Regions from separate parts of the Homo sapiens genome. Here region 2 is linked to region 1. Evidence: read pairs that join two places in POLR2A ChIA-PET (ENCODE). Cell type or tissue: Panc1. All regions are shown on one strand. Each heading gives the region's core, and the rest is flanking DNA. Links, peaks and the distances in the headings are about the cores only. Region 1 overlaps ROR1 (receptor tyrosine kinase like orphan receptor 1). Region 2 overlaps ROR1 (receptor tyrosine kinase like orphan receptor 1).

Evidence for each region. Peaks named below come from ENCODE experiments on the same cell type or tissue, not always from the same donor. Only the 100,000 strongest peaks of a DNase experiment are listed, where the experiment ranks them.
Region 2: POLR2A ChIA-PET joins it to region 1 with 8 read pairs; 2 of 35 experiments call an interaction of 5 or more read pairs at or near these places.

The regions. Positions count from the first base shown.
Region 1 is chr1:63,872,491-63,888,439 of GRCh38, reverse strand. The region is part of intron 1 of ROR1 (receptor tyrosine kinase like orphan receptor 1); the gene reads right to left. Among named protein-coding and RNA genes, the nearest start is that of ROR1, 110 kb to the right of the region's middle. In Panc1, for the core only: no CTCF peak of the experiment used is centred there; a DNase peak (open chromatin) is centred at 10,434; H3K4me3 peaks cover 341 bases; H3K27ac peaks cover 2,463 bases.
Region 2 is chr1:64,069,672-64,085,620 of GRCh38, reverse strand. The region is part of intron 4 of ROR1 (receptor tyrosine kinase like orphan receptor 1); the gene reads right to left. Among named protein-coding and RNA genes, the nearest start is that of ROR1-AS1, 35 kb to the left of the region's middle. In Panc1, for the core only: no CTCF peak of the experiment used is centred there; no DNase peak of the experiment used is centred there.

The sequences.
Region 1 (15,949 bases), core at 8,986-11,485:
TATCTGGAGTTTGCCCAGGCTGGTCTCAAACTCCTGGGCTCAAGCAGTCCTCCCACCTCATCTTCCCAAAGTGCTAGGATTACAGGTATGAACCACCGTGCCCAGCTGGGCATCAGTCTTAACGACAGACTTTTTTTCATGTTTCCTGTTGGTAGCACAAGGCTTAAACTTAGTACCCACAGTTCTAATTTGCAGATACCCACTGATGTCAAGCATTCTGAAAACTAGATTTTTTTCTATGTAAATATTTAAAAGGTAATAAAATAGAAAAAAAGGAAGACTGTCCTCTCTGACCAATAGATACTGCTTTTAAAATAATAATGACCTCTGCTTAGCTGCTACTTCAGTTCACAAGAGTCCGTCTCTCATAGGCCTGCTCTAGGTTAAAGCCCTGGACACAAAGGCTCCTGATTTGAATTATGACTGACTGCTCTGTGGCCCTAAGCAAGTTACTTCCCCTCTGAAAGCTCTGGTTTCGCCATGTGTTAAAATAGAAAAAATGGTACACATCTCAAGGTGTCATTCTGAAGATTAAATAAGATAATGAAGTAAAATGTTCAGAAGAGTGAAGTGGTCAATAACAGTATGCAGCTATTATTATCATTTTCTGCTATGTGGTAGGAATTATTATTATAATTGTTTTAGAGATCAGGTCACCTAGGCCCATCATTGTCAAAGATTTGTTCAAGGTATGGGAGAAAGCTGCTTCTAGCTCCAGCCTTCTGATTTTTTTAAAAACAGTCCCCAAAGAACTGTAACCCTTTTTGGATTTACACAGGTTGCAGTGAATACACGCTTTTTAAAATTACCCTGTGTATAAACTATGGTGATAGAAGCCAGAAAGTGATTGCCTCTGGGTAGAGGTGTGGGAGTAGGGATGGGAGGCAGGGTAGTACAATTGACTAGAAAGGAGCACAAGGGAACTTTCTGAAATAACGCAAATGTTCTATAGCTTGCTTTAGGTAGTTTCATGAGTGGACATGACTATTAAGACTGATGGAACCAAACACATAATTCATCTATATTAATTATACCTCAACAGCAAGAATAAAGTAAACAAAAACCCAAAAAATTACCTCATGTATTCAAAATAAGCATTAGCCCCATCACAATTTCAAGCCCACCCTCCTCTTCTTTCTTCAGACATTGTTATGGGAAGAAAGGACAGCAACTCAGGGTGAACAAGCATGGCCTATACATCCCCAAACCCCCCCATCCCAAAACGCAAAACAAAACAGGAAATAGTAGGGCAAAGGAAGGTGAGCTCCTAAAGGGGCCCTCAGACAACCGCCCCTTTGTCCCTCAAAGGTGGTCTGTGCCCACTTTCCACAGACATGCTGCAAGCCACCCACATAGGCCATGGTCTGACCTGCCCAGGTGGAGACACAAGGTCTCCTGGGCTGTCAATCCTGCACCTTGAACAAATAGGAAATTCTTTTGGGAGGAGGACAGAGTGTGGAAGAGTGAGGATCCTTCTAGCCCACTTTATACACAGCAGAAAAACATCATATATCCAGGTAACTGCAATAATTCAAAAGTTGCTCAAACTTCAACTCCCATTCCTATCCCACCTGCCTGGAAGAAAAGTCCACAGCCCGGCTCAGGGTGAGCTGACGGTTCTGATTTAGGCTGGATTTGTGCCAGTGTGGAGGTGGGTGGTCGAGTATGGAGGGTTTTCTCTCCTAATAGTTTAAATAAAAGCCGCTATGGAAGAAGAGAGAAATATGAGCTCTAGTAGAAAAACTTTTCTTCTCTAAATCTAAGGGAAAATGATGTAGCAGCCAACCTTCAACATTCTGAAGGAGAAGATGCAGAGACCTTTGCAACCTCAGTTAGTAAGTGCCAGGAACTGAGTGTGGAGATTGGGTGATCAGCTAAGTTGACTCACCAGCCATGTGACTCCTTCTGGCCAAATCCTTGCCTCAGCAGAATTATAAATTACCGGGTGCCACAGACCTTCCCGGATCCCTGGCAAGTAGCAAAAACCATGTGTATAATATCCATAATACCAGGGCCCAAGAACAAGAATGTTTGTGCTAAGAAGGGACCTTAAGAACCATGCATTGCAACCACCTCATTTTCCAAAAAAGAATGCAGCCCATATGAAATGGTCTAACACAGGGGTCCCCAGCTTCCAGGGCCACGACTAGTACTAGTCCATGGCCTGTTAGGAACGGGGTTGCACAGCAGGAGGTGAGCGGTGGGAGAGTGACCAAAGCTTCATCTGTATTTATAGCCACTCCTCATCGCTCACATCACCACCTGAGCTCCACTTCCTGTCAGATCAGCCAGCGATGGCATTAGATTCTCATAGGAGCGTGAACTCTACTGTGAACTGCGCATGCGAGGGATCTAGGTTGCATGCTCCTTATGAGAATCTAATGTCTGATGATCTGACACTGTCTCCCATCACCCCAGATGGGATCATCTAGTTGTGGGAAAACAAGCTCAGGGCTCCCACCGATTCTACATTATGGTGAGTTGTGTAATTATTTCATTATTTACTACAATGTAATAATAATAGAGAGTGCAAAATAAACGTAATGTGCTTGGATCATTCCAAAAGCATCCCCCCACCACTGTGGAAGAACTACCTTTCATGAAACTAGTCCCTGGTGCCAAAAAGGTTGGGGACCACTGATCTAACATATGAGGGTTCACGTTTGGAGGAATCAATCTGCTCGGTTGCATTGATCCTATACCCAAGGGCATCTCTGGGCACCTACTCTTGGGAGAAAAATGCTTTCAGGAAGCAAATAATTAGGTAAGAGATGCTAAAGAGGTGAGGAGAGAAAATTGGAACCAGATGACAACATCTTAAGATACTGGTCTCTCTCCTCTTTCCCAAAAGAGAAACCTCGTTGTTGCACCTCTTCAGGGCACAGGCATCTGTGGGCACACGTCCCCACTTCTGGAAGGAAGCTCCTTCAGAACAAAAGCCATACCCAGAAACCACCACTGATCCCCCAAAGCCCCAGACACTGCCATATCCCCCTGTTTGTTCAACAGAACAATATTCACCCCTCTGTGGCCCCAACTTAGATAAAACCATGAAGGAAAAAAGAAATGCTAGCCTTCTGGCTTTCTTCTTCCCCAAATCCCTTCTCATCCACTGCTTCCAGACTGTACCCGTCCATTCCCATCTACGTGCCTGGTTTCCCTAGGAGCCCCAAGCAAAACCAGCATCTTTCACTGGCAACTATGCTAACATTTCTAAATCTTTGGTCACCATTGAAACATAAGGATCTGTCTCATTACTCAGCATACTATTCAAATACAGCTCTTGAAATAATAATAATAATGATAGCTATTATGTTTTTTTCTATATGCCAATACACTTTTAAAGTGTTTTCCATGTATTAACCCACTGAACTCCTACAATAAATCTAGGAGATAAGTATTATCAATTTCCTCACATTTTTAGAGTGGAAATTAGAGACACAAAAAGCAACTTGCCCAGAGTTACTCAGCAGGTGAGCAGCAGCGCTTGGATTCACATGAAGGCAGTCTGGTTCCAGAGCCCATTTCCTGGGTCACTATGCTATTTTATGTCTCCAGGTTACCTTGGTGCCTTTTCTGACTCTCCTCAAAAAAAAAAACACACCATAACCAAAACACAAGTCAGGCACTTTTCCCGGAGAAGGGAAAGAATAGCCTTCTATTCTTACCTCCATTTACCAGCACTTTCCACATTGAGTTAATTTGTATAATCCCCTGTCTCCTCCCCAGGTCTATGAGTTGTTTGTGGAGACAGACTTTATTCATCTCTGTCACAGTTCAATAAATATTTGCTGAATTTCTGAATAAATAAATATATTCATTTAAAAAAGGGCAATGCTTTAACCTAGGAGAGAAAAAGGATCCCTGGTTTATGAATCAAAAGGCTGAGGCTGCAGTCCCTGTCACCAACTAGCTGCGTGACCTTGAGCAATTTCCTTCACCTCTTTAGTCCTTTGTTTCCTCATTGCCAAAATGAAAGGGGTCAGGCTTGATGACCTCTGAGTTCCCTTTCAGCTGTGGTATCCTCAGATCATGGCACCGGGGCAGGCCAGTGAGAGAAGAGACTACAGCAAACTGGTCTCCATGTGTCCCTCACATAACACCCACAAGTGCAGGCACCAACAGTCTGACTTTACCAAGAGTCACCAGGAACAGCAGGTGGGAATGCTAACTGGGAAGGTGGGGTGGCAGACTGCAACCAAGCCCAGTGGCACCACCCTCCACGTGGGAATCACCCAAGAGGGGACATCAAAGGGGTACGAAGAGTCCAACTGCTTTCTGGGGGCTGCTGGCCATTGGTGTGAAAAGAATGAGACCAGCCACTCTGTCTGCACCAAAGCCACCGAAATGCCTGTAAATCAGGAAGGGATTACTCCACTTGAGTAAAACCTGTGATGTTCCTTTCACTGCTTTTCCCCCTACTATCATTACCCAGTCAAGCATGCTTGGCAATGTAAACAGGTGATTAACAGGCAGGTTTTGGAAGAAACCAGGAGTAGGAGCTGGATCTCTGCTCAGCACATGCACTGTGTTCTTCCTCACCTCCTCGCCTCTGAGCAGGAACCCATTTAGCCACATGGCTGCCCATCCCTCTGGAGGAAGATTTCTCCTAGGGGCAGGGGAAGGTGTATCGTGATGGTGGGAAACTCCTTTATTCAGCAACACCAAGATGAAGCTGGCATGAGAAATCAGACTCAGAACTCAAGCTGGCAAAACATCTGATGGGGTGCTGGCGGCCAGAGACAACAACATGGGTTATGGAGAGTCACCAATGGCAGAGGATGCCAATCAGCCAAAGGATTCCCTGTGTTTTCTGGCCTGTTCTCTGAGGCCAGCTCATTTCACCCAGTCATAACACAGGTTTTAACAAAAGCTCAGAGCTGAGAAATAAGGCTTTTGTGTCTTGTCCTCCAGGTTATAGGTATTTTTATTGGAAGGTGCCTTCTTTCCCGGGCAAATATTTTATGGGGTGTCTTTGAGTGAGTGGCCCAGAAAACAGAGGAAGGAGATGTTAAAAAAATAAAAAGAGAGAGAGAGGACTTTTAAGATTACAAGTAAAGTCCAGATGAGGGATAGAAAGGCTCCACTGTCATCACAGCAAGTCAAGAAACCTGCCCCAACAAGAGACACAACTTAAAGGTTGGGCTCAAATTTATAGATGTTCTTTTTCTGGCTTCAAAGACAGTACAGTGTAGGGATATTTTTTTTCCTCTAGAATGAAAAAAATCTCAGAGTTGGAAGGACCTTTGAGCCCAAACAATATCTAATACATAAATCCCTTCTACAATCTTTCCAACAAGTGTTAACCCATTCTCTGCATCCTCACTTCTCGGACAGGAAACTTATTATTTGCCCTTTCCACTTCAAAGAAGCTCCCATCATTGGAGGCTTCATTGAGAACCTGAGCTGAAATTTGCTTTCCAGAAATGTCTACCCATTTTTCATCACTCCATACAACATAAGCCTAAGTGCTAGGCTACTGATTATCTTCAAAATATTTGAAGACAGTCCTTAATTTTCTCTTTCTGGGTTTAGTAACCCTAAAATCATCAACCAAAATATCTCCTCAGCCTAGATGTTTTCCTCTGGACTCATGCCAGCTAATTTTTATCTTAACATCTTTACCAAAATGAACACTCCTTTTGTAGTAGGCCCATGACAGAAGGAGACAGGATGATTAGAACTTTTTTAGAACTCTTCATGCCCATCATTACTATTTTCTCAGTGTGGACATGTCACATTGTAGACTGGTGACATTTGTAACCAAAATCTAACTCTTGTCACACATATTATTGCCAGGCTAAATATTCTTCCATCCTGCTCTTGTACAATTGGTTGTTTCAGCCAGAGTACAGAATTTATATTTTCCCTAGCAAATATCCTCTGGTTTGGAATTGTTCAAGCTGTTTGAGACATCTGGTTTCAGATTAAGTCACCCACAGGCTCACAAAACTTCCAAACATTGTGTCTTCTATTAATCTGATCAACATGCACGTCATCTTTGTCTAACCAAGCCATCAGTATAGAGGTTGAACAGAACAGACCAGAGGCCAGAGCTCTAAAGGGTGCCTGCCATCAGTGCCTTCTTTTCAGATTAATATTTTTCAAGGATCGGTATTTTTTTAGTGTTGTCTCACAGTCCTCCAAGGCTCCTGGGCCTAACATCCAAATCCTTCAGTGAGATCTGGTCTTGGCAAAGTTTCCCAGTACAAAGAACAATTTGCCTTTCCCAACACATCCTACCATTGCTTGCTTCCAGGTCCAACTTTGCTTCTTTGCCTAAAATGCACTTCTCTTGTTTATTCACCGGGGGGGATCTCCTACTAATTTTCAGGTCTCAGTTCAAAGTTTCAACCGCCTGTGATGCTATTTTCTGCTCCATGTGCAGAATTAGGTGTTCCCAGAGTATCCTATATGATCCCCTCCTATAGTACCTAACATATGGAGCTGCAACTGCCTGCCGGTCTCTCAGAAGACTAGGTACAGAAAATGGGTGGTACATCTACCATTATCCCCTTTCTATCCTCAAGGAAGATTGTTCTAATCAATCACTGTGTCCAGACAAAGCCTCAGAATTCTCCCCAACACAATCCTCCAGGCAGCCACTACCAATTAATAGATTGGATCTGACACTTAAGTTGAAACTCTATACTATTTTATATTTCCTTAGGGGCAATGCCATGCCTCATTCACCTTGTATCACTAGGCCTAGCAAAGTGTCTGGCGTAAAATTAACTCAATAAACACCTGGTGAGTGAATGACTTTGTTTCCCAGAGAGTAGCATTTAAAAAATAAATTTTCCCATGCTCATATAAGATCTCTATATACAAAATAATTCTGGTAGTGGCAAGAGGTAGTCTTTTGCACTAATTGTGATTAATATTCAAGAATAATAATTGACTACTGCTTAAGAATGTTCTCCACCTGATTCTGAGCAGAGCTTCCTGAAAAGCCTGGCCTGATTGGTCTTGGTGTCCATAGCCCTCATGTGATACTTATGCATGCAGGGCCTTAGTGGCCGGGAACCAATTTGACTGCCTTCCCAGCTTTCTATATCCTAAATCTCTATTAGCTGATAGCAATTTTAGGAGGTCTGAATGCCAGGGTTGAAAATGGATCTGCCAAAGTTTTATCTATTAAAAAAATGTATATCATGAGGATTGTTTTCCCATGGAACACTCTTCAGAGACAGTGCCTGAACAAAAAGAAAAATTCCTAGAGAAACTCATTTATTATCACACTCTAGTGTTGATAAAGATAGCCCCTGGGATGAGCCCAGAGGCAGCTGTGCTTATGTAAAGGTCAAATAAGGGCCAGCAGCATCACCAGCTATTATTAATTATTTAGTAATTAGCCATTCTTTACCTATCTCTGCCTATGGACAGGGTATTTTAGATCTACATTTAATCTAGTCTCCAACACTACTCTTACAGAGTCACAGTGTACACAGAACAGAACTTGTAAATTAGGAGGATAAGAAAATAAGACAGAACAGTCTCCGTCATTTTCATAAGTAACTTTCAGAGGCCTAAAGAATTCCTAGTGCTATATTTAAACCACATTTGGGGGCTTTGTGAGGATGCTTCATAAATTGGAAGTGGTTAGTAGTACTTGACTGATAAATATTTACTGCGTGGATGGATGGATGGATGGAAGGATAGATGGATAGATGGATGGATATGCAACTTCATGTATGAAGCAACTAGAAAACCAGACATTCTATCACTTGATTCAACTGCTTAGAAACCGAAAAGAACCTGGCATAATCAACAAACAGAGCCAACACCTCAAACAGAGCTCAAATTAAATCACGAGTAAGTTTACTAGATTCAGATTCTTTTACAGGCAGAGTCTTTTAAAGAAATAATATAAAAGATTATAAAGAAAGACTTTGGGTTCAGCCATCGGGGCTACTTATGATTATTGATTTGGACGTACTTGCATACAGCATGACTTCCACAGCAGTACTGCAGGAACACACATTGTGGTTCTCTCTCCTTGTATGAAGACTCAGGTTTTTCTCCAGCTGGGAAACTATTACCCCATCAGCTTCTAAACATATTATCATTTGCCTCAAGCTGGAAAAGGCCCCATGAGAAGAATATTTTGGCTATTAGACATTTCTAGATTTTGCTCTGAGTAAAGGGCTCCAATCTTTCCATGCTTATTAATTCCTTGGCATTCTTTAATCAGCAATACTAATAGCTAACATTTATTAAGCTCTTACTTTGAACCAGGCACTGTTCTCAGCATTATACATGCATCATCACATTTAATTCTTAGAAGAGCTCTTGTAGTCATTACTATTATTACCCACATTTCACAGGTGAGGAAGGAGGCACTGTGATGGTAGGCAATTTCTTATGTCATCCAGCTAAAACATGGTAGACCCTGAACTCACACCCAGTAGCCTGTCCTCCTAACCACCAAAACCCTCCATTAAATGACACGGGTCCATACCATTTTCATAAAGGAAAGATCCTCACTCCCTTAATCCTTACTTTTTGGGGACCCCTACTCCAACCACTACTATAATAAAACACACACAAAAAAATCTATTTCAGCTTAGATCATTCTATTTCTATTTCAAAGTAGAAATGTTTCTACAAAGATAATTGAGTTTCTCTACCTTGATCTCATGCTGGTACTTCTTGTTCTCTCCAACTCCTAAATTAGCATTACTCAGGTCTGTTTTGAGGGAAGTTCTATGATTATGTTTTCTGAGGTCAAATAAGCTTGAAAAATGGTGGATTAAACAGCTAAACATCTCTTCACTATAAGACTCTCACTTCTCAGGGTCTTTATTTATTGGTATGCATTATACAACTTCAAGGGTGGGCCAGGATATAATACGCAGTGTTTTGCAAACCTATCTGACTAGAGAACCCTTTTGTCACAGAATACCTTGAAGGCCCCCCAGAATACACACAGGAAAATGCTGCCAGAAAGGAAAGGGGTCCCCATGTCTGTGGCATCGGCCCTCATCTCAGACCACAGGCTATCTTTCTAGTTTGCCCCAAGTTCTCTCTAAATTATATACAGGCTTTCATCTCCACCTCATCTCAACTCACTCCCTCTCACAAACTCTGTCCCTTCGGCAAACTACAATAGAAGACATCATCCATAATGGGAGCAGGAGGGTATTTTTTATTCTGTATGGATTCATTTTATAATTTTCAGGTCAAATTTAGTGCCAGGAAAAAGTCATCACTCCAGATGAGCTTCCTCTCAGCAGATAATAGGAACCAAGTCATCTGCTTGGGTTTCCTTTTTCTGCCTTCCTTATGAGACTCCTATTTAAATAAATAAAGCTTTCCTCAAAGCTTGCGTTCCTGCTCAGCTGTAAGATCTGACTCATTCCAAGTTTCTGGGGCTTCTATCTCTCCCTCTTCTAACAGTTTATTTTCCTTTAAATTGTCCTTTCAACATAAGCCTTAATAGTTGGGGTTTCAAACCCTTTAGAGGAAATTAATTAATTGGTTAATTAATTAATGAAATTATTCAACAAATGGAGGCTCAGGACCTGTAATGCAACAGGCTTCATATACCATGAGGACTGAACAGGCTGCGGTCTGCACTCTCCTGAAGTTTGCAGCCTTGTGAGGGAGACTGGCAAGAAATAAGTACATAACTATGCAGTAGTAACAAATTGTGAAAAGGCCTCACAGTACTTATAAAAAGAGAATGAATGCCCTGGATGAGAGTAACCAGGGCAGCAGATGGAGCAGACAGGGCTCCACCTTTAGGTTTTCTGGAAAGAGGGAAGGATGAAAGATGAATAGGTTGGTGCTGAGGAGCAAAGTCAGCAGAGGCTAGACCCACAGAGTCCTGTAAGCCAAGCCATGGCAAGGATTTCAGCCCTAAACCTGTAAGCAAATGGCAGCCGTGAAGGAGTTTTAAACCAAGAAAGCTCATGATCAGATTTCTGTTTAAAAAAAAAAAAATCACTCCAGCTACAATGTGGTGAATAGATTAGAAGGGGACAGAGAAAATGTACAGAGACCGTCAGGAGACTGCTGCAAGTTGCAGGTCTTGAAACTGTTAAGCAAATAACAATTAGGTTTATTTCCGATCAGTTCCTCATCGTCAAGGAATGGTAATGGTGTTGTCAAAGCAAAATGGAAGTAAAGGTATATAAAAACGCTTGCAAATACTCAGGGATATTTGGAAATAATGCATTCACAAGCATTCCACATGAGTCCTGTAAGGCCCTTCACCTCCCTGGTCCTTCACGGGCAGACCCTGCTATACACTCCATGCTACTGAAGGACACCAAGGCCCTTCTGGAGTCCCCAAGGCCACACCATCTGCCCACACTTAGCTGGGTGCCAAAGTGGGGCAAGGAAGCAGATGTAAAGGAGAAAAAGATGGCATGTGATTGAGCCAGATGCCGGAGAGGTCCTTGAAGGAAAGCACTCTAGAAGCACTACTCACTCAGGAGGAATGTTTCTATGGTCAGAATCCAGGCTTGAGGTTAAGAAAACTTTTACCCTCACCCACAAGCAGCCTGCAAAGCCTCACCTGCGCACATTAACAATGAGCCTCTTTGTCTTGTTTGATATGTTCTTACTAATTCATCAGATAGTTTATAAACTTTGACAGCATACATCAAATGGGACCAGTCTCATTCATTCACTGTTTCCCCCCCAAAATGTCTAATAAATATATAGGAGCTGATAAATTTTCCTCTTTAAAATTAAAATATAAATCTTCCCTTTAAAAATCAATATCCCTTAAATTTTCTCTAATAAAGAAAAATATAGAGATCTCCTCCGGCCTGCTGTAAGAAGCAATGCTATTTACTTACTGAGTCTTCAGCCATCCTGTACATTTCTATTGTCCTCCCTGTAACCTTGTGCTACCTTCCTGAAAATGCCACCTCACCCTACTCCCTCCAGGGCCAATCCCTTTACCACAATTTTACAAATGAAGAGTAAAAAGTATAGGCTAAAATGCATTTTACTCTTGCCAAGTGCCAGATCTTACACGAGTGCCTTATACACATTGTCAGGCAATTATTACAACGTCAGGTGATGTGCGTTATGATCCCCATCAGACAGATGAGGAAACTTGAGACTTGAGTTCAGCAATTTGCCCTCATCACACATTGAGCAGCAGAGGCACATCTGAATCTATGTTGATCTGGCTCCGAAGCCTAACTTTTTAACCACTATGGCCTTCCACACGCAGAGGAATTTAACTCTGTACCCAGAGGAATTTTTCTTTCAACTCTGGGCAAAGTTATTAACTGATTGGGTCTTGGTAGCTGAATATGAACAAAACTGAAAGCCAGGCCCTTTCCATTAAACCAAGCATGTAAGGGGAAATAACTCTGCCTCACTAGAAAATCTTAAGTTGGACACATGAAAGAGAAAGTTAGCGCTAATCATTGTGTGCCCTCGTTTTCTAAGAAAGTTTTTCCTTTCCAAGAAAGGAAAAACAATGCACATGGCATACCAGGTAGAGTTGTTTAATGTTATTTCATTGCAGAAAAGTTATTGCTTTCTAAGACAAAGCTATTTATTTTTTTTCTGGCAACTCAATGGCAAGTAAGAATATAATACATGAGATTCTCACTGGATGAGCTAAGCAGTCTTCTACTTGCTGTATTTTGGCTTTAGGGGATGAGGCTGTGTAGTGCAACCTCATTGCTGTATAGCCAACCTAAAACATAGCCTTGAAACGACAAAAAGAAGAGGAAGAAAGAGAACGAATGAAAGAACTGACCTAAACACATGTTCTCACACACACACGCGCACACACACACACACACACACACACACACACACACACCCCTTTCGTGGAAACACATGCATACATACTCTTTCATGGAAACAGCTTCCAATTTGTTTCATAATTGCATTGAGTCATCTGGGCTAACATTCAGACCATTTCTCAAATTCACCATGCCCCTTACAGACATAAAAATTAGGCATTTAAGGAAATTTCCCTCCTCTCCATCTAATATATTTCACTTTAGGTAGTTGGATGGAGGTGGTTGGGGGAAGAGGGGGCAGAAGTTTTGGAAATCAGAGTTGATGAATTGCAAACGTGTGCAAGTGATGCACAGGGTGGGAGGAAGTAAAAAATGAAATTCTTCTGTGAAAATAATGCACATGTCCCAGGAAAATCAGTCACACATTTTTTATGAATCAATAGACCAGTGCTTTCTTTATATGTGTGCCAAGCAGCATTCCTGGATAACTGTTCCATGTCTCATGAGGTGTAAGCCACTTCACTCCATCTTATTAGAAACATTCAAAACAAGGCAAAGATTTTGAAACCCATAAAATTTATGAAATCCTAAGCATACCAAAGACAGAATGAACGAGGGACTCCTCTATTTAACTGGCTTTAACTTACATTCACTTTCGCAGCTTAACCCACCTTTAAAATCCCACCAAGATTTGAAAACATTAATAACTATAAACCATTTTAAAATATAGTCTCCCACTTTCTCAACAACCTCAAAACTCACTTGCTTAAAACTTCAAGGACACAAAAATAAATCCCAGAGTGCCAGGAAAATTGACTATAACCTTTGTCACTCACCTGATTGCTTACCCACCTCACAGGCCATTTGCAAGATTAGTAGGCAATGTAGCTACCAGACTTTGTATTCCCTCTAAATTCCAGACAGTAGTTAATGAGGAGAGAAGTGATCAAGGAAGCCTATTTATTCTGAAGCCCAGTTCATGGTGGCAAGCAGAATACATTCTTCAGAACAACCAATCAATACACCACCATAAACTTGTGAGTGTGCAGTTTTAAGTAACATAGAAGTATTTAATTTTTCTACTACAAGGTAGACTGAAGGGAAAACTCAGTTTAAATATTTACTATTTTAATTTAGCAGTGATTATAAACATGGCATACCAGGTAAAGTTAAGAAAGAAGAAAAAAAGCAAGTGTAAACCATGGCTCTGCCCTCAAGGTTCTTAATTAGGGCTCAGAAATTCAACTGATTTTATTCTTTAATGCCCTTTTCACAGACGAGGAAACAGAAGCTTAGAAAGGCAAAGTAATTTCCCCCAAAACACACAGCAGAGCTAAGATTTAAACATAGCCCTGTCTAATTCTAAAGCCTTGCTGAAAAAACTAACTGCACTTCAGATAGTAAGACCTGGACGTTTTTCATTGTAAATTCAATAAAAGCTAACACAGAGTGCTTATTTCACTCCAGGCATTGTTGTAGGCACTCAGCACAAACTAATTTATTTACTCCTTATAATAACTGTATAAATAAGTACTATGATTACCCCTGACTTTACAAATGAAGACAAGTTTACAGAGAGGTTAAACAACTTGCCTAGGGTCAAACATTTCATAAATGGTAAGTCTGAATTCAAACCAAGACAGCCGGCTTCAGGCTGTTCTCTATGCCATTCCATTATCTACCTGTCTAAGGCATGGTGGCCCCAAAAGGTCCAGCAAATGCTGGTTCCATTAGTAGGATAATAACAATACCCAGAACCTTAAAAGAAATGCTCCACCATACTCTATGCTTATCAGATTATACCTGGTCTACTTCATTCAGATATCTTTACAGTATTTTACAAAAAAAAATTGATGAAATGAAACTTGCCCTGTGGAGAGCAAGAAGGAGAGAAAATGTGGAAGCAATGTCCAAAGATCATGGAGAAATTGGGGCTGTTTGACCTGGACAAGGAAACTTCAAGGGCACACATTTATCATCCTCCAAAAATGTCAAGAGGGCCTTAACCACTCTAAGAAGAAGTAGGAAGCAGCCCAGGGACCTTACTCATTCATCATTCATTTGCTTTTTTACTGAGTGGCCTGTAGGTGTCAAATGGAGAAAATGCTCCCTAGCTTAATAACTTTTGTACTTCAGAAGTGGAAGTACAGCTCACTCATCAATGAAATTCTTTTCCCAGAATGTATCCAGCAGAAGTGGGAAGAACAGATAACAGAGACCAACCATCTCAGCACCCGGTGGAAAGTTGGACAAGTGATCTATGAGACCTTGCTAATAAGCAGATGCTATGATTCATGTATCCTGTCCTGCACTACCACTGCCAAAAAATGCCATCAAAATCCTCACAAATTACAGCTCTTAATTATCTTTAAGAGGCCAAAAGAAGCAACCTTCAAAAAAGAAGGAAAAAAAAGTCTTAAATGGCTTTTACATTGAGAATTTGACAAGTTTAAACAAAAGTGAAACATACCACACTTTGAAAATATGCCAAAGGACTACTTGTGTTCTAAAACAAGAGAGTAATTATGCAGGAAAAATGCAATTTCTCTCCTCCATTTCCTTTATCTCAAGTTCCTCTCTCATTAATTTATTCATGAACATATCTCAATAATAACTATCTTGTACTTAGAGAGTATCTTGCCCATTTTTAAATGTTTTTACATAAACAAGAAACTGGCATCAGCATCATGGTTCTCTCTGAGCGACGAGACCAGTTCTTAACAGGTTAGCCCTGAGCAACATACAGCAGTAGCGGTCTCTCACCACTGGCTACTCTAGCAAAACATTTTACAATTTCTGAGTCAGGAGAAGTATCTAAGGTCAAGATCTATAAACACATTCCAGAATATGAGCACTTCCAAGTAAAAAAACCAATCAAACCCACTGCAATGGGCAGACAATCCTTCCCATGGACTACTGTAATCTTTGTTAAAATTAAGATTCATGCTTATTTTAGTTTTGCTATTAGTGTGGCTTTTTAAAATTTCTTTTTTCTTGAACCATGTATTACTTGGAAAAAAAACATAATAAAAATATTCTGCTATTTCAAGACATCCTTCTAGATAGGATAATGAATTTTCCATAGATAAAGAATATTCTACCTGCACCAGTCCTGTGAGTTTTTAGTGATACTTTTTCTTTTGACTTGATCAATGGACTGAGAGATTGCATGAATCAGTCAAAACAATTTAAATGAATCTACGAAGAGACAGTAACAGGATTCTACCATGTCAGGATAAGACTCCAGCCTAGGCCTGCTCACTCCTTCTGGGTGTTGCTTCAATGCAAGTTTTTGTTTGTTGGTTTTGTTTTGTTTTTTAAAGAACGGGTTGGAGGAGTGGGGTGGGAGATAATACACACTAAGAAGAAAAACAAACTCTCCCAACAACAACAAGAAAATTCTTACTCTATAGTTTACAATACTATTGGAAACAGAAATATCATTTAGCTGTAGCCAGAATCACTCAAACAGGCACTCAGCCCTGAATCAAGGAGCAAACATATCAGTGGAAGGTACGTGTCTCCATGTAGCCTTGATGACTCCAGAACTAAGAACAAAGAGAAATCATAGCAGGATCTGGTGACAGCAGTTCACAGCAGGTCTCTCACATCACTTACAACCTCGATTTGGGGGGAGGAGAGAGAAGAGAAAAAAGAAAAGAGAAGACAGAATACCTCTCTATTGGAACACTGTCTCCAAAAAAATAAAATCATAAATATATCTGAAAATCCTGGGAATGTAAATACCCTCTCAAATCATCTCCCACCCTCTCACTGTCCTTCTTTGGGTTTGAGGAACCAAAAGAGATTATAAAAACCACAACATATTCTTGCTATTGTGGGATTTGAAGAAACCAAGAGATTGTGACTAACAAAGTCTATGAAGATAATTGTGTTTCCATTAGCACCACTAATGAAGAGAAGTGAGAGATAAATAATGGACAATCCAAAAACCATTTGTATTTGATCCTACAGTAAGATAGATGAGTTCTCTTGCATTAGGCTAGGCTTCCTAAATATTTCCCCACTTTTTAAGCCAAGGATAAAATCAGACTGCCTTCAAGAACACACACTAACCAATGATGGAAGAAAAGGCCAAGAAAGGCTGGGTGGCCTTGGACAAATCTGAGAGGAATTCAACTTGGTGGTGTGTATATCTTTCAATCTATCCTTTAGGGAACACCAACTATATGTCAGGAGCTACGTTCACTACTTACATTATCACCTCTACT
Region 2 (15,949 bases), core at 7,525-10,024, 200 kb before region 1:
CTAAATGTTTTATGGTTTACAGCTGTGGTGAAAAGCATTTTGGGGTCGGCAGAGATTTATTCCCCTTTTTAATGTTTTTACTAGGCTGAATAAACACATTCTCAAAGAATGAAACCTCTGGCCATGTTGGGAATATGGAAAGCTGGGCAACACTCTGTAATGGCAGCTCTCTTGTGACTGACACTTGCTTATAACAACGAATGCCATTGTTGGCTCTGCATGGGACTGTGGTCAGAAGCCCCTCAGTGGGTTCCATAGCACCCAACGCACGAGCCACTCTGTCACAATCCTACCTAAAACCACCTTCCTCTTTGCAGGATCCCATTAACACCTGTAGGAAAACGCTGCCTTTTAATGACTCTGGAAAGTCTGGAAGGTTGAGAATGCATAATTGATGCTATTGCTTTGGCACTTTTACATCCAGCATGTGCTCATTTAAATATTTTTGGCAAATGAGTTCAGATAAAGTGAGTCTTTCTCCCAAATTCAAACCAACCCTTAATTTTTATGAGGTTTGTAAAACTTCAGCAAAATGATTTCTTAAAAAGGAAAAAGAAAATTATTTCCTTAAGCATGCTCACTCCGTTGATTTTGGCCAAGACTGCTTGTAGAATTACTAGTATGCTATGAGAAAGATTATTCATAAAATTATTTGAAACTGGATGGAATCAGAAAGTATTATAAATCTCTTCTCATGACATTCCTGCAAACTCTGCCAGGGCTGGAATAAAACAGGCCTGGAAGCCAACAGCTAGCACACACCTGCACAGCCCACTGCAGGGCAAAAGCTGGCCTGTCGCGTTGACCTTCTCAAGGCATCCCCAAATTATACTTCAAAGTCAGCAGAATAAAGAGCTTTGTCTGTTGAAGGAGTTTGGGGGGTAATTAACAGGCATAAGTCATACTTGCAGACATAGACATATCAACTGGCAGCTTTGAAGAAACTGATGTGGCCAGCTCATTCCTTTCCAGTTTCAGTGCATTTCTCTTCACAAGACCAGGATGAGTCCTCTCCATAAAGAGCCACTTCTGGCTAAGACTAATGAGAAATGCCATGGATTTTGTCATTCAGCTCCTTTCAGGCTACTGCCCTTTGATCTGCTCTAACTGTAGAGTTGCATACCCAAGATAGCACAAGGTTGAATATATTATATTAATGAAACAATAATTTCAATGGGAAAAATACTTAAGAGCTTACAGACTTGCAGTAATCGTGATTTTTTCTGTAGAATATCAATAATAAAGTTTCCTTGATAGCTGTAAGTGTTGAGAGACCTGGACAGAGTTATAACGCCTAAAGACCACTGTACAAATCCAGTCTTTGAGTATCCAGAACGTTTGCTTCAGAGAGCATTTCTTCTCCAGTCAACCTAGTTCTGACATAGAGCATTGTGGTTCTTGGATATTTTTATCATCTTTATCACCCATTGTTATGATAAAGTACAGTGCCATTCAAACAAAGCAAATAAGTAGCTATATACTAGTTCCTTTTCTATGATTGTTGATAATTACAAAAGTGGACTGCGTAAAGCCAGTTTGTTTCTCTGAACACTTGAGTTATAGTTGAACTAGGAAAATTCAAGATGTAAGAGAAATGCCAGGACCTTATTAGTTCTTTCTTACCAATTAGAGTCACAGTCCTTTGGACCAGTACTTGACAGAGATCCAACTTCATGCATTTAAGGCAAGATTTTCCTTTGCCCCATCACATTTCTTAAGGAATAACAGTATGCTCACCAGCCATTCCTGATCATCTCCACTCTCTTTACACATTTTCCCCATCTCATTCTCTTATTCTTAGAGGTTGGTCTTGTTACTTTTGTACCAGGAACACATTCTAAGCGTGAGGTTCTTCACTCTCACCCCTTATATCTCTGTCATTTCTGCCATCTTCTTGTTGCCACGTTCCAGAAAAGAGGTTTCTCTCTTCCGTTTAAAATCTAACCCCTCCCTCTGGCCTCAGTAGCTTTTCTCTTCCCACTGCTTTCAGCATTTTAATTCTACAATGGTTGTTTTTTTTTTTTTCTCTCTCTCTCTCTAGCACCTTTAAAGCCCTCTTCTGGAAATGGTTAGGTGTTCCTAAAACACACACACTCAATCTTGGAAATTATTACTCTAATTAGCTCAATTTCCCTCCTCTCATTCATGGACAAACATTTTCAATGTGAGGTCTACTGTCATTACCTCCAGCTATTTCCCACTATGTTTCTTTTTCATTCCTGTAAACTTGGCACCTATTCTCATTCTTTCCCTGAAATAATCACTTGATGGCCAGCCAGCCACACTGTCAGTCTCTAAATACAAGACCTCAGTCCCTACTCAGATTTTCTTTGATGACATCTGCGCTGATTATCACCTGTTCCTAAAAAGCTCTCTCTCTATTTCATGTTCTATGATCCTACACTTCCCAGAGTTTCCTTCTACTTTTTCAATAACTTCCCCCCACCATCCTGAATTCTCTTCCCAATTACAAGACTAACTGTACTCTTTCCCAATTATGACTGTAACATAAGATTCAAACCTTGTCCTCCACTCCTCCCTCTAATTATGCTATTAGGGAGACTCTTGAGATTCAGTTATCCCTCAATCCTGATTGCTTTCAAGAACTGTACTATTTTCCTTCCACAATAATTTCTTTTGGATATGTAACCATCACTTGTGTTGGTTCTGGTCCTCTGGAAAGCAGATACCAAGATGGAATTCAAAGTGCAAGAGATTTACTGGGGGCAGTGTTTGTGGAAGAGAAAGAGGGAGAGAGAGAAGAGCAGGCAGGGAGAGCATTCAGACCATGATACAGACTTGATATCTGAGAAAGAAGAGTGGGAAGAAGGGAGATTGAATGGGAAGAGCTTAAACCAAGGTCAGCCCTCAGAATCTGGGTCAGCCTAGTGGGGAGCCCACGTGCAAGGACTGCCTACTTACTAGAGGAGGCTCGCATGGGCAGAGAGGATCAGCTCTAATGCTGCTTCTAAGCTTAGTCATGGCTGAGAGCTGCCTGGGCAGAGGGTGACCTCAGCTTGCATGGTATGGCCGATCCCCAAGGGGCTGCAGCTGGGGACTTTCAGATAACTGCACTTCTTAGAGCAGTTATTTTCTTGAAGAGAGATCTCAAACCCAACTCATACAAGACTAAGCCTAACCTCTTCCCCACTCCTACCATATATGCATCTCTTTCAACTATCCCATTGCTTTCCTTGATATCAGCATTCTTCCATATTCCAAACTAGAGAGGTTTAAGTAATATTTGGCTTTTCCATTACCCTCATCTTGTACATGTAATTTACAACCCTTAATTTATTTTAAAATGCCTATCAGCTTTATCATTCCCTTGCATGTCCCAACGCCACCATGGTAATCCATATAGGTTATTATCTCATATGGATTACTGCCACGAACTTATTCCCTTCTCTGGCTTGTCTTCCTCATCCATTCCCTAAATGTCAGTATTTCCCAGGGTTCAAGCCTTGGCTCTCATCTCTTCTCACTCTACAGGCTCATCCTAGGTGATCTTATCCAGTAATCAATCTCTACTAAAACATCTATGACTCCAAAATTTTATCTCTGGCCCCAGTTCTGTCTACAGCTGTAAATCAGTGTTTCTCAATCTTGAGAGTTATATGCTCTGCTTTTAAAGGGAAAAGAATTATTGTATACCTCAGCTTTATTTTTATTAAAAACGTTATAAACATACTAACATAAAACAAAGTATAAACTCTTGGTAATAGTTTGGTTTCCCTCCAGACTTTTTTCTATACATATTTTATAGAATTGAGATCATACTATAAGCATATAAATGTGTGTTTGTGTATGTGTGTGGGGGGTGTTATATTTTGCCGCTTTTTTTTTTTTTTTGACAGTGTCTCGCGCTGTCACCTAGGCTGGAGTGCAACGGTGCAATCATGGCTCACTGCAGCCTCGATCTCCCAGGCTCAAGCAATCCCCCCATCTCAACCTGCTGAGTAGCTGGCACCACAGGCATGGGCCACCAAACCTGGCTAATTTTTTTATTTTTTGTAGAGTCTCCCTATGTTGCTCAGGCTGGTCTCGAACTCCTGAGCCCAAGCAATCCTCCCACCTCAGCCTCCTAAAGTGCTGGGATTATAGGTGTGAGCCACCAAGCCCGGCCTGCTTCTTATTCTTGACATTAGAGCACAAGCATTTTTCACAGCCAATGAAACTCTTCATGTATATTATTTTTTCATGGGTACATAATGTTCCATTCTATAAATGTGTCATATTTAATCTATTTCACAATATGTCTAACATTAAATAATGAAGCAATAAGTAACTTTGTACATAAAATTATGTCCGTATTTGAGAGTACTTTTTCAATACAGGTTCCCAGAAATTGGAAGGTCGATGTCTTCATTTCAGAGATAAGAAAACCTAGGTTCTAAGAGTTTGAATGATTTCCCTATGACTGCTCAGCCTGAAAAACATAAGGGATGAGAAGGGAAATCTCAGCCTTGGGCTATTTCTGTTGGAGCAGGCTATCAATGCTGAGTCATGAAGTGTAGTAAGGGAGGCTTTCCTAGGATTCTTCAGGGGTAGGGGATCTTAGAGCTACAAAGGCCTAATTTATGATCTGGCTAACTGAAAACTTCAGCCTAATTTGGGACACAGAGGTGTAGGTACATGTTAGCATGTGCTGTGTGGGGATTCTCAGAGGGTCATAAGAGTAACCTAGTCAGGTACCATTTTCTCAGTCTGTATTTGTGCCAAAGTCACAGTTGCTTTCATACCACCGTCTTGGTCTTATCCTGGCTTGGAAAGGCTACAGGGGCCCTTCATGGCTGAGCTCTACTGTCCAATCTTTTAAAGACAGTGTGAGCTCCTACTCAAAAGCAAATGAAGGGCACCATGTGGCTGTATCTGTAGCTTGTCCTCCATCCGTACTCTTGGCCCAGAGTTGCTGCCATTGGGAAATGTCTGATGTTTTTTCTCTGCAAGCTGTGGCATCTCTGCCTTTATCCAGGGAGGGATGTGTTTCTTGTTTGGACCCTAACCAAAAGTGACTTTTCTGGTCAAAGGGAGTTTAAAATGTCCTTCTTATTGCTACAGCATGAAGAACGGGATGGGTGGGGGTAGAGTTCACAGAGACAGAGTATTCAACCACACAACAGTTCTTAAATTAGAAAATAAAAGTAGGCATCTGGGGTTTTACAGAGTGTATTGGTGGCAGCTGATTTAGAAGGAAGACTTAAAAACAGACCATGGTCTCTTAACCTCAGCACTATTGTCATTTTGGGCTGGCTGATTCTTTGTTGAGAGCGGCTGTCCTGTGCGCTGTAGGGCTTTGAGCAGCATCCCTGCCTTCTACCCACCAGATGCCAGCAGCATCCCTCTCCAGTCATGACAATCAAAAATATCTCTAGATATTGTCAAATGCCCTCTGAGGGTCAAAATCACCCTCAGTTGAGAACCACTGAAATAGTCTCATAGGTTCCAAAAAAGAAAGCAACCAATCCCAAATGCAGGGGGCAAATGAAAAGAAAGGTACAGGGCATGAAAGATGCGCAAACATCTTTCATGATGAGAAGAGGACTCCAAATCAGGTAAGAACAGAGGCTCCTCCTTTAGTCATCCCAGCTAAGGGTCCTCTCCAGATCCACAATGAGAAGGGATGGGCATTCTGCCTTAATTATAGAAAGAAGCCCTCTCCATAGTAAGTATTATATACACATCATGCCTGTTAACTCAATAATACCATGTGTATTTTTCTCAAACTAGAGCATGGCTTCTGCTAATCTTAACAAAAATCCTCCTGGAATAAAAAAAAAAATCAAGATTGTTTCCACAGTTCTTAAACTGCATAAATCTTACTGAAAATTCCAATCAAGGCCAGATACGGTGGCTCATGCTTATAATCCCAGCACTTTGGGAGGCCGAGGAGGGCAGATCACTTGAGGTCAGGAGTTCAAGACCAGCCTGGCCAACATGGTGAAACCCCGTTTCTACTAAAAATATAAAAACTAGCTGGGCGTGGTTGCAGGTGCCTGTAATCCCAGCTAATCCCAGCTACTTGGAAGGCTGAGGTGGGAGAATTGCTTGAACCTGGGAGGTGGAGGTTGCAGTGAGCCGAGACTGCGCCACTGTACTCCAGCCTGGCAACAAAGCGAGACTCTGTCTCCAAAAAAGAAAAAAAAAAAATCCCAATCAAGATTCTCTTGCTCAGACAGTGGGACAACCTGCAAGAATGCCAAAATTGGCTGCTATCTATTTCAATGCTCCATATATTAAGTATCTATGATATGTTAGTATTAAAAAAGATAGAAGAAGCCATCTAATTAAGCATACCAAATTTCCAGCACAACATCCTTGGCAGATGATTGAAATCCTTCAAGAGGCAGATTATTCCATTGCTGGATAGTGCTACTTACTTACACATTTTAATGTTTTTAATGTACACTTACTTACATGTTTTAATGTTTAATGTTTGGGGGTAGAGAATCTGTCTCCTAGGAATGACCACTTGTTGGACCTCGTTCTGTCTCCTGAAGCTGCATGGAATAGGTCCATGCCCTCATTCAGATGTCTGAACCTGAAATCACCTATTAAGTCTTCCCTTCATTACCTTTCGCCACTCTAATCAACGATTCTCAGCACACTCAACTATTTTCACATGCCATCCATCACCTTTCTCTCTAGCAGTCATTTTCCTCCTCCTCCTTTGAACACTCCTTCCTCGAAATCAAGAGTTTGTGTTATCAGCACCTCATCATCGTACTCAACAATGACTCCAAACTTTTACTCCTTTCACCAAGGCCTCTATAATACTCTGTCACCTCTCACTCTCCTTGTTGGACTTGCCTTTAACCTCAGAGACATCAGGCGTCATGCAGGTACAACTCTTAAGATCGTATCTTTTCCTTCTGCCCCCTCTTACCTGTGTTCTGCCTCCCAACACCTATTCTTAGAATGTGTCTATGTCTTTGGTTCTCTTCTTATCTTTCTTCCAATCAGAGGAGGGTGAGGTCCTGTCTCCACTAGTCACTCTCTGTCCGGCATTTTTAGTTTCTCCCTCTCATTGTTCCCTTCTCATAGCCTACCCTAGGAATAGGCTCTGCATCTCAAAAGTGAACCAACAAACGTGGCCATCCCTCCTTCTAACTGAAGCACTATCCTACCGAGTCTCCTTCCTCGACATCTTAGCTCTGCTTACAGTCTTCCACATTTGAAGCTTCATCCCACTTAGTTCTCACTTCACTGCAATCACTATTCTCACACGAGGCCCTGCATATTCCCTTTGCTCCACACATACCAAAGATCTGCAGTTCTCCAAACAGATCATTTTTGTTTCCTGTGCCCGCAATGATCTCCCCTGCTTGTCTAGTTGGCAAACTCCTATTCTTTTTCCAAGACCCTCACATGCCATTTTCTTTGCATGGCCTTTCCCAGAGAGATAGGAAGAGAATCAAACTACTATTATAGCTGTGTTTTAAGAATTAAATGAGATAATACACACTAAGTGCTTAGCACAGTGAGTGGCACACAGCAAATGCTTGATCAACTGTAGCAATGGTTATTATTGGCCCCTTATGTAGACTGTTTCTGCTTCTCCAGGTTTTTGTTATAGTGTCCAGATATTATGTTCTATTTGTCTTAGCAGGTGACAGTTTATTTGCCAGTACACCAGAGAGTTAAGGGCAGGGACATCATCTTTTCACCTCCATGTCCCTCACATTGAGCATCACATTGAGCACATAGTAGGAACTCAATTAATAGCTGATGAATGAGCAAATGACTGCATCAACATAAGGCAATGATTGTGTATTGTAATTAGCAAGGACATGCTGGTTCTACGCTGATGGCTCTGGCCTTTTCAGCAGTGATATCACATTTAAAACCTCTGACTTATCTTCATGAAATTAGAAATGGTTTAGAATGCCAAAGGCAGACAGAATGTTCCCTGAGGCTGCCTCCCCAGTGGGGAGAACCACCGTGCTGGATCTTGGGGTCTTGAGTGAACCCTTGGCTGGGCTTGGTGCTGTCTGTCCTTTGTGGGCCAGGGTTGCCCCGAGCAGCCAGCCTCTTTGAGTTCAGCTGTGGGCCAGACGCTAAAGGTGGAACAAAAGCGGCATTGATGCCCCACTCACAAAGCAGGCCCTTGGGCAAGGATCAGAGGACGTGCCTGCTTCTCTCTTCCCAGACACAGAGCTCAGCTCCACCTCTGCCTTCAGGGCCTGGGGTAAAGTCAGCCACTGAGGTTCAGGTGGAAAGGATACGTGAGGGTGTGAAAGCCCTCAAAAGAACGTTGCTTGGTAGTTAAGAAATGGAGATGAATCAGTGGACATTTCATTCTGATGACAGAGTTGAACATTGTTTTAAGTATCCAATGGAGTGATCAGAGCCAAAGAGCCATGCTCCAACCTTTTTATCAAAGAACCTTTAAAAACCTTACATCTCCCTGCCCTCAAGAACATATACTTGAAATGTTTTTTGTCTCATATATAAATTTGCAGTTTCTATGGGAAAATTATTTATCTATTGAACCATACTATGTGCCAGATACTTTGCCTCCGTACTATGTGCTTTGCATATTGTGTCTTTTTCCCCTATAACAGCCATATGAGGAGGGTATATTTTTTCTATATGAGGAAACTGAGGCTCAGGTAGTTTAAATACCTTATTTTAGACCAAACATCTTATAAATACCTGTATTAGTTAATCAGTTTTCCAACGTCACACAGCTTTTAAAATAATCTCAATTAACTAATAGCTAAGTAAAAAAGTAACTGTTCCTCTTACCATTATTAATATAAAAAATACTGCTGTAAGATATGTTAACCAAAATTTGTTAAAATTAGCATATAAATATATCAAAATATAATTGCCAAGGAAAGCTTATAACTTGCATGATAATAAATTTTATTTTTACTTAATTGATGTTATTCGAGACAGAAACAAAGAAATGTGTTACTCTGGTTATCCTGTGCTGCTGTTTAAAAACAGTAAGACATTTGAAATATGGTAAATAGTCTGTGGACTTCCACTACACCACACTATGAGGTCTGACACTTCCAGAATTGTACCACTATTTGTAAACTGGTTTTTAATGCACTGCACAAATGGCTGCATGCCAATTTTGTTCTTGGTGGCATTCTCTAAATTGAGGCAAGTTTCTTTCTATCAGGAAGGCATGCAGAGGTCTTTCCTTTGACCTGGATGCTTATCTGGAGAAAACACAATTTTAGGATTTCCTCAAGCTGTTTGTATAATCCCTGAAGGTGCAGATCATAAAGATTTCAAAGGCATTGTAGGACCTGAAGAAGAAATGAAAAGGTCACCTTTGCCCTTAGCTTTGTGTGTCCATCCACCAGGGAATCTATGGGCAAGGCTTACTGGTGACTCCAGGTGTGTACAGAAGGGTCCAATTTCAAAGTACTTGGGGAACTCTTGCTCTAAGACCCAAATAAGAGGTTGGGGCTTTGATTTGCAACAGAAAGACAGCCTCAAATTGTTTTGCAGATTCCTTGCTACTCCAAGAAATAAGATTCAGTGAGATCAGGAGAATAACCTCCAGCTAAAAGGTAGTGGGATTCTTCTTCCTCTGTCAGCAAGAAGGGTAGGAGAACTGAGCTGACAGGAAGACCCACAGTAACACCTCTTGATAGGTGAGGCACAGAATATCACACTGGAGGAAACCCACTGCTGGAAAAGTGACAATCATACTTTCCTGTGGTCACTTATCAAGCCAGCATAATCTGCAATTTGTCAAAGGCCTTTCCTGACTTGGGTGTCATTCATTCTCACCACATTCTGAAAAGGTGTGGGCAGAACCATAATTTGAACTCAAAGAGATGGTGCACTGAAACGTGAACTCTTAGAGCCATTAAGCGTAAAGGTGTGGAGTGTAGCATTACTTATACATGTTTTTAAAAGATGAAGCAAGAGCAAGTTGATACACTTAAAGTGATTTTAGGAGAACATATACATTAGGAATGAGGGACAGGGAGATCTTGTTACTTATAAAGATGCCTGAGATACAGTGTTAAGTGAAAAAATAAGGATGCAACTGCATATACACGGTTATTGCAATCACAGGGAAAATGTATAGGACAGTGACTGGAGGCATTCATAGGAGCTAACATTGATGGTGTATTATGTGTCAGATGCTCCATACAGCATGAATTATCACTCTTAAACCTTGCCAAAAACAAAACAAAAAACCCCTATGAAGAAGCTTCTAGAAACATCGTATAAGGACAGATGAGGAAACTAAGGCTGAGAGAAGATAAAGTAACTTGCCCCAGATCACACTGTGGTGATCTGGTGGGCCTAAAAGCAGATAATCTTAACCCCCTCTATATTAGAAAAACATGGTTCTGTTGTGGTTAGTGAAGTTATATGTACATTTTTTTTACTCTATTCTCTAGATGTTCTGAAGTGTAATTTTATTAAATTTAAAACATTTTAGGGTGTGTATTAAGAAATTAGAACTTGAATATTCAGATTATGTATTCAGCTCTCATTGGACAGTAAATGTCTGATAAGCTTATTGTTTGATCAAGCACAGGAATGACAAGGTTACCCCAAATCGGATTCAGCCAACATTTTTAAAGCACTGGCTATTGGGAGGATTAAATGAGATAAGGTATGTCAGGAGCTTAGCACAGTGCCTCGGGAACACTAATAAGCACTCAACAGATATTATCTACTATTATTATCATGTGCCAGGTACTATCCTAAGGGCTCCCACGTAGGTTATCTCATTTTATCCTCACAAACACTGAATGTCAGGTTATTATTTATCTTCATTGTGCAGATGGAAAAAAATTGAGATTTGGAGGTTAAGTAACTCCCCCATTGTTGCTCAGTTATTAAGTGGCGGAGCCAAGGTTAGTGCCCTGCCTGCACCTGTGCCAGTCTCTAACACAGGTAAGGCATAGAGTCATATACTTGCCCAAACTGGTAGCACAATCTGGTGTGGATTTTCCCCACCCATACATAAGTCCACACTGGGGAACTATCCAGGTAAGTTCAAACTTCTCATCCTGGGATTCCAAGTCCTCTGGCATTTTCCCTGCCTCTATTTGTCAAAACCCACTTTTCATTTCTTGTCCACAGATCTTCATTTTAACTGAGTTCTCCCTCCCTCTGTGCCTTGCACAGAGTTCTGCATTCTCTTGGTCTCACCTAATCCTCTCCATCCTTTAAGATCAGTTCAAGTTCAGCCTCTGCCAGGAAGCCCACCCACCCACATCAACCTCTCCCTCTCTTGACTTCCCACAGAGTTTAGTTTCTATCTAATTATACTTCATGCCATTTAATCCCTTAAATAGTTAATGTAGCTACTCCACCTTGCAGAAGCTGAAAAAGAAAAATGAGGGTTGAGGGGTAAAGGTGTTTATAGGCTTATGTAACTGACAAGTCCAGTGACTTTGGGGCACGGTTGGATACCCAAATACACTAACTGGGCTGGCTTGGTCATGTGGCCACCCTGATTTAGGTAAGGGTCAGCTCCACCTAGACAGAATGGGCATGAGGTGGTTTTCCGCAAAGGAAAAGCAAGCAGTTCTTGTAAAAAGAAGAATAAATGGACATTGGGCAAGCAAGCACAGCAGATGTCCCTGACCTTATTGAATTAAATTCCTCAGCACTTTAATAATAACTGTCCTTCACTGGTCAGGCACCAGACTGTAACCCCGTTAAGAACTGCCAAGCAGCAACAGAGGTCTTATTAACCTCATCTCCACTGAAGTGAGCCAGGCCCCAGGGCAGAGCTACAAAGGGGAGCTTACAAATCTCTGACACAGCATTTTAATGCCACAGGGGATTTTTTTTTCCTTTCCCACACATTGTGTTAACCCTTCGGGAACAGGGGGGAAACCCAGTGTAGAGCCCATTAGTGGCTTTCCTTCAGAGCTCTTCAAAGAGGCCCCATCATTTGCCAACATGATTTTTCTTAATATTGTGCAGATGGCAGGCTAATCCATCTTCAAATGATCTAATTGCATCTAACTTTCTCTGAAGAAACATTGCATGGAGTTGCGATGTCTTAATTGTGGGGTGTATGCAGAGTGTCTCCAAGATTACAGAGCCAAGCACTCAAACCAAAGCTGGGGAATTTCTAGTGGAAACTCTCAGGGGAAGAAAACAGAAGGTGAAGATTGGCAAACTGGTAAGCTTCATCATGTCCAGTTCTTAGGGCCCAGTCTTCAAAAAATTGAAGTCATGCTTTCACATACTGGCTGCGAATTTCCACTCAGGGCTTGTAGAGGCTCCCCTGTGCCTTCAAAGCCTTACACTTGCATTTACCATGGAGAAAAATGGGTAAAATAAAGGAGCACATGGAGCAGGAAGGGGCACACAGAGGAGTAGTTGGATCTTCTGACTGATTGGGCAAGAATGAGGACCCCCAAGTGGCTAGTATTTTCTCAGGGGTTCACTGACCTTCCACTCTCTTAGCCCAGATACCTTCACACACCTTACAAAAGGCCTAAATAAATAAAACAAATTTACATAGAGGAGGGAAGCTAAGCAAAGTAGGGGTTCAGGGTGGTGAGACTGGAGATGAAGCCTGGAATTTCAATGCTTCTGCATAGGTGAGAGAGGAGCACACAGAAGTGGGTGAGGCTACCATGAATACCAAAGGCTCTCTTGCAGTTAGCATTTCCTTTAAATCTTGTTTATTTTATTTATCTTGTTTTTTCATCACAACTACTCTAGTAGGGGTTGAATTCTTATCTGAATTTACATTTGGGAAAAACCAGGCTCCCAGCTAAGGTCTCTGCTACAAGCTGGTGTCTAGCAGAGGTGGAATCCAGACGTTGGGATCTGTGTGTTTGGAACTCAGAGTAGGATACTATCCACGAAGCCCCTCCCTCAGACATGCCATGGAGCTAGTTGGAAGCTGGGTCAGGATCATATACCAGTTGCCAGCACCCCTGAGGTTCCTGGCATGTGTGGGTACAGATAACCCCGGCTCTCCCATTCCCTGGCAGACCTGTGGGAACTATTATTTTTACTAGGATGACGTCATGTATTAAACACTAGCGTGGTTTCTGTCAACAACAGGCTTTGAGGTCTTTGTTCTCCTCTCCCCACAAACATATTTATATTGGCCCCAGTAAACAATATCCTGCTTTTCATTTGCCTTCACAATCCCTTATGTCTCATCTGGTACACAATACATGGGAAATCAGGCTGTCAGGGAACTGGCAGTAAACCTAAGGCACTTTGTTAATTCCACCGTCAAGCCCCTACTGCAGTGAGAACTGATAGAGCTTATTTGGGTCCCTGCACCAGAGTTCTTCTTTCCTCTTAGTCCAGAGCCCTCAAAGAGGCTCTGAGGGCCATTTACACACAGCAGCTCTTAAAGAAGCCATAGGAAGCAGGCCCTTAGTAATAGCAAACTTCTATCAAGGACTTGTCATATGCCAGGCATCATGCAAAGTGAATGACACAAATTATCTCTCATGATCCTTGCAATTCTTTGCATAGATGCTATTGTTATTCCTATCTTTATAAAAGAAAAAACTTCACAGGTTATTCTGCAACCTCAGAAGTTTCTCGGCTCTAAGACAAGAAGCACTGGTGTTTTCCGTTGCTCATTCAGTGTTTAGATATTAATCAAGGCCCTCTTTGTGCCAGGGGTAGTTCTCCTGTTTGGAGAACTAAACCATGGACCACAACATAGTGTAACATAGGGAAGCACCACGGTGGCGGGAGAGCAGAGGAAGGGAATCCCTTTCAGGCTGAGCTCTGGCAACTGAGAGAGAGGAGAGAACACCCTCCTTATTGGCTCTTCCCTCTCTCCTAGAACATGGCTAATTGCTTCATCCCACAGAACCCTGCTTCTCCATCATTGCTGAAGGCTATAGCTATTCTAAGAGACCAAGATTATAGAGGAATAGAAAATGGTAGACTTATTCTGTCTTCATGCTGTGAAAATCAGAGACACATCCACATCCTTCTCCCCGCAGTTGCCACTCATTCCTGATGATGGGAAAATCCAGATGAGGATGAAACCCATAAATACTTCTTCAAAAGCCACCAAGGTTTGTGTGTGTGTGTGTGTCTGTGTGTGTGTGTGTGTCTGTGTGGGTGGTGGGGCGGGGGGGAGTGGACCAGAACGGGACATGAGTTGATCACCGCCTCTGTTCTAAGCAGTTAGGCATTTTGGATGCAGATTCCATTTATCCTGTTTATTTATATAATTTAAACCTTCACACCTGCCTCCTCTTCAAGCCATCTCAAATCCTCTTACTTCTTTACAACTCACCTACCCCGACCTGGTCCAAGTCATCAAACCACCTATTTTCACATCTAGACTAGTGCAAAAACTTCCTTATTGCTCTTCCAGCTCCTGCTCATACTCTCGTCCACCCTCCGCACAGATGCCAGAGTGCTCTTCCCATTGTAAATGAGGACACATCACCTCTTTAGCTGAAACCCTCCCATGGCTTCCATGGCTCTTGGAATGAAGCCCAAACACTGGCTTGCACAGCTAAGTAACGCGTAGCTCCTGCTCGCCTTTCTAACCTGAAGTCATACTTCCCACAACTCGCTCATCCAATTTGGCCACGCTGGCCTTCTTTCTGTTCCATGATCGTGACAAAACCATTTTCCATGTCATGGTCTTTGTTCTTGCTGTTATTTTGCCTAGAATAATCTTTCTTTCCCTTGCTCTCTGCAAGCCTGGCTCACTCTGTTCCTCAGAGGTCAGCTCAAATGTCAGCCCCTTGGCAGAAAACCTTTACTCACCAAGCTGTTAAAGTTGCCCATTTCCTACCCCCAGACATTACTCTCTGACACATTAGACTTTCTTCTTCCTATCTTATTTATTGGTCTCCATGTTTATCGTCCATTTCTCCTGATAGAACCAAGTTCTATGAGCACAAAGAGTTTGCCTGGTATTGTTCACCACTATATCCGTGAAGCCTTGGCCTGGCACACAGTGGCTGCTCCATCACTATTTTTTGAATGAGCAAATGAACCCCCACAAGGATTCCTGAGATGAATATCATTTCCATTTTGCAGATGAAAAAACTAAAGCATAGGCCAGGTGTGGTGGCTCACACCTATAATCCCAGCACTTTGGGAGGCTGAGGTGCGAGGATGGTTTGAGGCAAGGAATTCGAGACCAGCCTGGGCAATATGGTGGGATCCCATCTCTATAAAAAATAAAAAAAAATTTTAACTGGGTGTGGTGGTGCACGCCTGTAGACCTAGCTACTTGGGACAATTACTTGAGCCCAGGAGGGTCAGGCTGCAGTAAGCCATGATTGCACCACTGCACTCCAGCCTAGGTGACAGAATGAGACCCTCTCTCAAAAAACAAAACAAAAAACTGAAGCTTAAAGGTGGGACAAGATTCAAATCCAGGTATGCATGGCTTCAATGCCAGGCCTCATTGCTATGCCAGGAAGTCTCTCAAGGTCATCAAAACACAAGGAAGACACAGGTCACAACATGGATGAACCTTGAACACATTATGCTAAGTGAAAGAAGCCAAACACAAAAGGCCACATACTGTGTATGATTCCATTTATATGAATTGTCATTTGGATCCTGGACATAGGCAGGATCATTTGCCTATATGAAATGTCCAGAGTAGACAAAACCGTAGAGACAGAAAGTAGATTAGTGGTTGCTAGGGGCTGGGAGTGGGAAAAGATGGGGAGTGACCACTTAATGGGTACAGGAGGAATTTTTGGAGTAATAAAAATGTTCTACAACTAGACAGTGGTAAGGATCATACCACACTGTGAATGTACTAAGTGCCACTGAACTGTGCACTTTAAAACGGCTAAAATTGTATATTTTATGTCATGTATAGTTTACCACAATAATAATAATAAAAATAAAGGGAGATTTCCCAGGAAAGCCAGGTACCCACACCTACTTGGAGACTGGGCCAGGAGTTGTGGCCTCCCTGGCTCCTCTGCAGCGCTGGCTGCCTTCTCCCATTGTCATGAACCTCTGCAGGGATCTGCCTGCTAGAGTG